Regions from separate parts of the Mus musculus genome. Here regions 2 and 3 are each linked to region 1. A link is a loop called in an ENCODE intact Hi-C map of the cell type or tissue named here. Cell type or tissue: left cerebral cortex. All regions are shown on one strand.

Region 1 (2,500 bases):
TTTCTTGACAAGAGCTATTTAGCTCAGTCTAGCCCTATTAATTAGGAACTGAGGCTGAGGATGTGTCTCAGAATTTGTGTAGCAAATACAAGGCTTTGGGTTGCCCAAAAGAAATTAGATTAAGAATTGCATCCTGGGGCTGGTGAGATGGCTCAGTGGGTAAGAGCACCTGACTGCTCTTCCGAAGGTCCAGAGTTCAAATCCCAGCAACCACATGGTGGCTCACAACCATCCATAACAAGATCTGACTCCCTCTCCTGGTTTGTCTGAGGATAGCTACAGTGTACTTACTATAATAAAAAAAAAAAAAAAAAAAAAAAAGAATAGCATCCTGACAGGAGGCTCTAGCAACCAGTCTGAGATAAGTGGCTCACAAGTTTCTCAGAAGAGTTTTGTGTCCAGGCCCCCATGTTAGCATACAGAACATCCAGCTGACCTGCATCCAGGTACCCAGTGATGGTTTTAGTCTTCACCTCCTGCTGCCAGGTTTGGCAGGTGTGTGTTCCTGACAAAAGGACTCCCTAAACCCAATTCCCTGTCTCCCCCACACACACCTCCCGTGTGTGTTTTCTGAAATCTCTCTCTTCCCATTTCTGTTCCTGGTGCCCCTTTCTGACTGTCCTTTGTTCTTATGGCTCTGCTCCAGTCTGTCTGCCTTTACCCCTTCTCCAGACCCTCACTCCTGTCCCTTCCCCCCCCAATAAATTTCTTTATACCAGATGACGAGCTGTAACATCTAAGGGGCATACCTTTGCATGGGCCCACCCTTGCTGCATTGTATTTCATGACACCCCACCCCTGCATTTCAGGAGAAAAATGTTTTGTTTTTTCCTCTTGTCACTGGGCTCCGACTCTCTTCTTCCTTGTCCCTGCCTTGTCCCGTGATCCCGTCTTTCCCTTTATTCTTGCATGAGGTTAGAGGATGTGCTATCATTGGGGAGTCGGTTCTTCCACCATGCGGGTCAGGCGGATCTTGAGTTTCTCACTTTTCTGCCTTCACACTAAGTGCTTCTGGGGCCACCGCAACTGATTCTATAAGGTGCTGCGGATGAAGCTATGGGTTTTGTGTATGCTTAGAGGCTAGCACTGCTAACTTCAACTTTTCCGCATATCCTGACTCCAAACACTCGGTCTTAAGCCAGTTAAGCTTCCAGCCTTCGCGTTCAGTCTCCATCTACAAACTAGGAATATCAACTTGGGTAGGAGGTGAAACTTCAAAATACTTTTGTTAGCGGTTTAAGAACCCGGTCAAGATCTCCACTTCGCCCTCACAGTTGGCACCACCCTTCTCGCCTCCAAGGATGACGCCACTGGCTGAGTTATGTAGTGACGTCATCTCCGGGCCGCCTCTTCTCCAGCCCCTCTTCGGGAACGACCGACTCCTGGGACCGGTCTCCGGCTTTCGGTTAAATTTTTTCCCCTCCCATTATTCTCCCACCTAAAACTTTGGGCTCTTCCCGCCTTCCTTCAAACTAGCAATTTTCGGCTCTTCTCGCTTGCTTTGGGGGCGAGTTCCTGAAAGTCATTTACCCTTGAGTTAATTAATCGCCTTTCTAGCCCCACCCGTTCAGCTTATTCGCTAATTCCTATTCGCTCCGCTCAATGTATTTCGGCTACTTCCGCCTCCTCCCGGGATCCCTTCCCTGACTTCGGCTCTTTCCGGACTCTCGCCTCGCCCCCCCCCAGGGGGGGGCTTCTCCCATCCCGAAGCGCTTCGGCTATTTCCGGCTCTCCCGGCCTTCCCTAGCCCCGCCCCCACGACCACCCTTGGTCCTTTAGGTGGGTCTCTGATCCGCTCCGCGTTGCTGCAGTGACCTAGATCTTCCCTCGGCTCTTTCCGGCTTTTTTCAGAGTCTCGTTAATCTCAGCTGTGTTCGGCTCTTTCCGTGCCCTCTCCTCCGCCTCGCCCTTCCGCTTCGGCTCTTTTCGCCGACTTTCGGGCGGGCTGGCTCTGCCCTTCTCCACGTGACGCTCCTCCGGCCTCTCCGCTACCCCCTCCCTCCACGCCCTTCCTCCGGCTTCAGCCTCCGTGCTTGTCCCGGCTGTGCCGCCATTTTGTGTGAATTCCTGACCGCGGCGGGGGCCCGGCAGCTGGGGCATCTAGGGCGGGCAGACAGTCGGCCCATCTCCATAGCCCGATCCCTCTTCTCCCCGATTTTTTTTTAACCATCCCCCCTGCTCGCTCTCCTCTCCCCCCCTTTCCCTTCGCTTGCTCCGTCGCGCGCGGGCCCGCGCTAATTACACCCAACCACCCACCAGTGTCCGTGTCCCCCGGGTCTCAGGCCTTGGGGGGCCGCGTGTGTGTGTGCGTGCGTGTGTGGCGGAAGGGGACCTCTCGTCCCGATGAGGGTCCCGTGCCCGTGAGCGAGTGACCTCAGGGCCAGGCTGCGGAGAAAGCAGGCGGCGGGCGGCCTTGCCGGGGCCTAGGCCTCGCGGCCTACGTGGAAGTCGGCTCAGAGGTGACTCCGAAACCGAAAAAAAAAATACTCGATATCGATCT
Region 2 (2,500 bases), 430 kb after region 1:
AGGGGGGAAGGGAGAGAGAGAGAAGGAGGACTAGAGAGTAAGAGAGGTGAGGGCTAAAGAGCTGTGTCAGTCTTAATATTTGGAGAGGTACTGTGAGTCCCTCAAGTGGTGTGCTCCATGATGTGTAAGAGCCAGGACTGGTTTGTTTGTTTGTTTGTTTGTTTAAACTGTCCCTGTGGTTTGTAATGCTTTTACTAAGTATTGTCAATTCCCACATATAGATCAGTCAGATTATGTAAAGTTAAGAACTTAAAGGAGTGGAGTGTATGGCTTAAGGGCTAAGTCCTTAGTTACTGTGGACCAGGCCCTAGGGTCCATCCACAGCACTACAGAAATCACCACTATGTAACAGGGACCTTGCTGGAAAGCCACAGATCTCCAGAGCCAATCCATCCTGAGGTGCTGTGTTGAGAGCTACTTTAAAACTTGAGTCTAAGACAAATGACAGAACTCAGGAAGCCGACCTTCACTGTCTTCAGTTCAGTATCTGCAAACCACTGCTAGTTTAAGTGGGCACAAATAACCCCAGAGGGCTGTAAAACAAATATTATGGGAGCATGGGCCTGCCACTATACTCATGTCTCCCTGTCCTCTGGTTCCCCATAGTCCCTGTACTGTGTAACTGCTGACTTGCCCCTGGTTCTCACTGGTGCCAAGAGCATTTGATAAATGCATGGAGGGCCATAGTGAGATCTTAGGCAGTCACCCATAGAGCCCGTTTTCCAGATTGCCAGGCTTCTCCGCCTCTTTTGTTCCCTGGGCCACATAAGGCATTGCAGAGGCAGGAGAAGCAGAGAAGGGCACAGGCATCCAAAGGGTCCTGCAACAGAGCAGTGAGGCAGTGTTGTCCCTTAACCCTGGAAGCCGCACATACTCAGGATTGACTTTTTGATCTTCTCTTCTTTTTCTTTTTCCTTTAGGCCAGTCTCAGCTGGCTTCAGTTTTTTAAGTTGCAGAAGTAATAAATGCTCAGGTATAGAAGTAAGTAGACCTCAGGCTGCGGATGTAGCGCAGCGGTAGAGCGCTTGCCTCGCATGCTCAAGGCACTGGGGTCCATCCCCAGTACTGCAGAAAAAAACAGTGTACTCTTGTGTCCTGTATCCTCCCCTGCAGAGGTCACTGTTGCTCAGTTTATGTCTGTCTAATAGGCGTCCAGGAAGCAAGCATAAGGGTGTGTCTGTGTGTGATGAGAGCATACACACACCATCACACTCTTCTTTGCATTTTTATAAAACTCGGAATCGCGTGGGAACATGGAACATCCGCCATGTTCACTGTGCTGCTGGTCATAGCCATCTCTCTGTGGCACTCTGCCTTTGTCACCTTCTGCCTAGCGTCCATCAGTGGACATCTGGCTGTTCCTGCACGTGGGCTCTCTCCTACATGTTGGGGACACCGTGTGCCATAGCAGCGTGCATGGGGACCAGGGCTTCCATTGATAAGTGTCAGAAGCCAAGCTGCTGCTCAGGGGCTGCTTCTGAAAAACTGCCATCTGCTCTTTGGTGGCTCCTCAGAAGGCTGCTGGCTTGTGCGTGGCCCAGCAGTCAGAAGCAGCTCGGCTCATGTGTTACCTGCCCTGGCTCTGCTCCCACAGGTACCTGGAAGAGGTGGGCTACACAGATACCATCTTGGACATGCGGTCCAAGCGTGTGCGTTCCCTTCTGGGCCGTTCACTGGAACTCAATGGGGCCGGTGAGCCCGTTGAGGGGGCCCCCAGGGCTTCACCAGGCCCTGGGGGACTTAGCGGTGGCGAGTCTCTACTGGTAAAACAGATCGAGGAACAGATCAAGAGGTGAGACCCTGAGTCATGAGGAACTCTGCTCTTCTTTCCCCGGGGAGGCTGGGCAGGAAGGCAGTGTTCCCAGCTTCGCTGCCAGCCCTTCTAGATTGTGTTGAGTGCTTCCCCTTCAGGTTGCCACATGGCCTCTTTTTCTAGCTGAGGACAGACCTTGGTGGGGGTGGGGTAGGAGGAGGTGGGGGAGGGGTTGGCTGCAGTGGTTAGCAACACATGAGGCCTCCACCCTTGTCTTAGGAGCTCATTTAGTTCATCTCCCATCAGTAGTTGATACCCCTCAGAAGCAGAAATGTCATTAGGTGGTGCTAGGTGAAGCATGTGGAAAGAGTGACAGGAGACCGCCTGGTACTGTACTATACCCCTGGGGTCATAGCTACTCAAGAGGCAGAGGCAGGAGTTGCTTGAGCCCAGGGGTTAGAGACCAGCCTGGCCAAAAAGGAGGAAGAGGAGGAAAAGGGGGAGGACAAGGAGGAAGAGGGGGGCATGAAGCCCTGGTTTCCATCTCTAACCCTGTATAAACCAGACATGGAAAACAGACTCCTGCTTTACAGGCACGTACATCCCAGTACTCAGAAGGTAGATTCAGGAAGATCAGAAGTTCAAGGTCACTCTTGGCTACAGGGCACATTTGAGGCCAGCCTGGGCTACATGAGAAGTAACGGAAGTAGTACCCCTCTTGGTGGCTAGGAGGGAGGACCACTTTGT
Region 3 (2,500 bases), 420 kb after region 1:
TGTTTTTTTTTTCTTCACTAAGTGAAAGAGATGGGGGTGTATTTGCATTTGGAGGGGATAGGACTCTGACATTGGGGAGAATGCAGAAAAAAAAGTCCGGTCTGGTCTCTCGACCGCAAAGGAGACAATTGCGAGGGACCCTGGGTCCTTTGCCTACGTAGAGGCAGTCCCTCCCCCTCCCTGTCAGCACCCCCGCCCGCGCGCACCACCGGGGTCGACCCGGGTGGGTGGGCGAGGCTCGCGCCCAGCCCCGTGCTTGTCCCCGCTCCCCTCGCCCGCCCAGCGCGCGCGCGCGCGCACACGAGGCGGGGGTGTAGAAGTGTGAAGCTGCGCGTCCGCGCAGGCGCGCGAGGTACAGCGGGCGCGCGGGCCGGCCCCGGGGCCTCCATGATGGAGGAGCGAGCGGCCGCCGCGGTCGCATCGGCCGCCTCCTCCTGCCGCCCTCTGGGCTCGGGCACGGCTCCCAACCCGACGGCGGCGGCCCCGGCCTCCAGCCCTGCTCCTGGGCCCGGCCCGGTAGGAAAAGGAGGTGGCGGCGGAGGCAGCCCGGGCCCTACGGCGGGCCCGGAGCCCCTCAGCCTGCCGGGGATCCTGCACTTTATCCAACACGAGTGGGCACGCTTCGAAGCCGAGAAGGCCCGCTGGGAGGCCGAGCGCGCCGAGCTGCAGGTGAGCGCCACCGCTGCCCTCCCGCGCTCCCCGCCCCAGTCCTGCCCGGCCCGGCCTCGCCTCACCCGCCGCCGCCGCCGCCGCCATCTTGGAGCAATGGCCGCCGGGACGGCCGGGAGGGGGCGGGCAGGGCCGGCGACGGGCCGGCGGCGGGGTCCTCGGGGCCTCGGGGCGGACGCGGGCCGGGACCGGTCAGAGGATCTGAGCAGGGCCGAGTCTGCCGGGAGCCGCGAGTGGGAGTGACGAGCCCAAGCCCAGAGAGCCTGTCTGGGCGATGCGACTCGGGGTTCCCGGGGGACAGAGTGCTGAGAAAGTGGATGGGGTCTGCGCGAATAAATATGCCACGCCTCGCCTCCGGATCCTAACCAGATGCTGGCTGTCAGGGTGGAATGGACTAGATGTCTAGTGGGGTGACACACTCTTAACATCCACTGGGTGCAGGGAGTGAAGAGAGGAAGACTGGAAGCTGGCATGGGGTACCTTGGGGGAGTGGCTGGCCCGGAGCAATTGAAAGGTGGGAGGAAGCTTGATAGGAAGGGGTCCCAGGATGAAGTGTGTGGCCTCCTGTCCAAGAAGGACACTTTGGGCACGTGTGGCTACAATGTAGGGACACATTGGGATCGTTTGGGTGGAACCACGGAGAGGGTAGAGGACATGTTTTGGGCTCCCCCAGGAGAGCTTGAGAGTGGGAAGCGACATTTTGGGTGCTTTAAGGAATTAGAGTTCCGTTATGAAAGATTTGAGGATGTTAGGTAGAAACCCCTGAACTGTTAGGGCGTTTGTTGGGTATATTCAGTGGGAAGACAGGAGCGTCTGAGATGCTGCACACGGTGAAGAGGGATGGAGGTGCCTTTGGGTGATGAGTAGGGGGAAAAGACAGCACGAGGAGGGACTCCGTGAGGGAAGTGATTGTGTAAGGGCCTCTAAAGGGACTTGATGGTTTGTGGAGAAGAATGTGCCAGGTGATGGCTCGTGGAGTAGAAGTTGGGCTGGGCTCTGTGACCTTGAGCTAGGTACTGCTTGTGGGGAATCAGAAAGGTGAGCACTTCAAGGCCTTCAGGGATGGGCCCCCAGGAGTCAAATGGTTCCTAGGCTGGGATGTTATTAACAAAAACAGTCAGCGCTTGGTTTCTGGCAACCCATCTTTCTGTTTCCAATGTGCTCTTTCCTGTCAGATTGAAATGGAGCCCCAAATAAGTGACTGATTCAGTTTTTGTCCATGGGATGAATGCCAAGAGCATTTGAATTTTGTGTATGTAGCTCCCATCCCTGAGAGAGAAGTCCTTATGTAAGTGCTCCTCGTGCTGTGCCCAACTCTAACTCAGGCTCTTTCCCAGCATACATCTCATCAGATCTTCTCAATACCCCATTATGTAGGCAGGGCCAATGTCATTACCTCACTCAGCAATAACGACAGCAGCTGCTATTTATTCAGGGCATATTATGTGCCTGACACTGTATTAAGTATTATACATGCTATCATTTAATTCTTGTGGCATTCTGAGAGGGGAAATGGTATCCCTTCCTCTCTTTTTTAATAAGCAGGGGAGGGAGATGCTACGGATCCCAGCAGTGGTGGCAGTGCTGACTGTGTCTTTTCCCTGTCTGACACTGAGCACAGGTGAGAAAAGTCTCTAAGGAAGCTTAGAGACCTCACCAGGTCACCCAGGCCATCACAGCAGAGCTTGACAGGGGTACAGTTGACAGCTTTCACTGTGTCAGCCATGCTGTGTATCCCAGACTCCACTCAGAGTGTACAGTATGTGCTGCCTCCTAAGAAGAGGTCTTCCCACTCACTTAGTGACCTTCTGTGGAGTCACAGAGCATGCTC

What was found. A loop is a pair of places that touch in the nucleus more often than their neighbours do. Peaks named below come from ENCODE experiments on the same cell type or tissue, not always from the same donor. Only the 100,000 strongest peaks of a DNase experiment are listed, where the experiment ranks them.
Region 2: it touches region 1 in a loop (2.7-fold over the local background); 3 of 42 quality-filtered maps call a loop at or near these places.
Region 3: it touches region 1 in a loop (2.9-fold over the local background); 3 of 42 quality-filtered maps call a loop at or near these places.

What each region holds. Positions count from the first base shown.
Region 1 is chr7:16,398,264-16,400,763 of GRCm38, forward strand. It overlaps a transcript of Zc3h4 not described here. Among named protein-coding and RNA genes, the nearest start is that of Zc3h4, 1.7 kb to the right of the region's middle. In left cerebral cortex, a CTCF peak has its summit at 262 (motif pointing left); DNase peaks (open chromatin) are centred at 526, 1,360 and 1,827; H3K4me3 peaks cover 1,721 bases; H3K27ac peaks cover 1,899 bases.
Region 2 is chr7:16,824,870-16,827,369 of GRCm38, forward strand. Strn4 (striatin, calmodulin binding protein 4) reads left to right here. Exons shown (of 18, transcript NM_133789.3): 5 at 1,595-1,792. Among named protein-coding and RNA genes, the nearest start is that of Fkrp, 9.4 kb to the left of the region's middle. In left cerebral cortex, a CTCF peak has its summit at 1,116 (motif pointing right); a DNase peak (open chromatin) is centred at 1,194; H3K27ac peaks cover 1,737 bases.
Region 3 is chr7:16,815,966-16,818,465 of GRCm38, forward strand. Fkrp (fukutin related protein) reads right to left here and starts at 767. Exons shown (of 3, transcript NM_173430.2): 1 at 735-767. Strn4 (striatin, calmodulin binding protein 4) reads left to right here. Exons shown (of 18, transcript NM_133789.3): 1 at 1-669. The coding sequence starts at 388. In left cerebral cortex, a CTCF peak has its summit at 1,118; DNase peaks (open chromatin) are centred at 332, 588, 1,029 and 1,925; H3K4me3 peaks cover 2,500 bases; H3K27ac peaks cover 2,500 bases.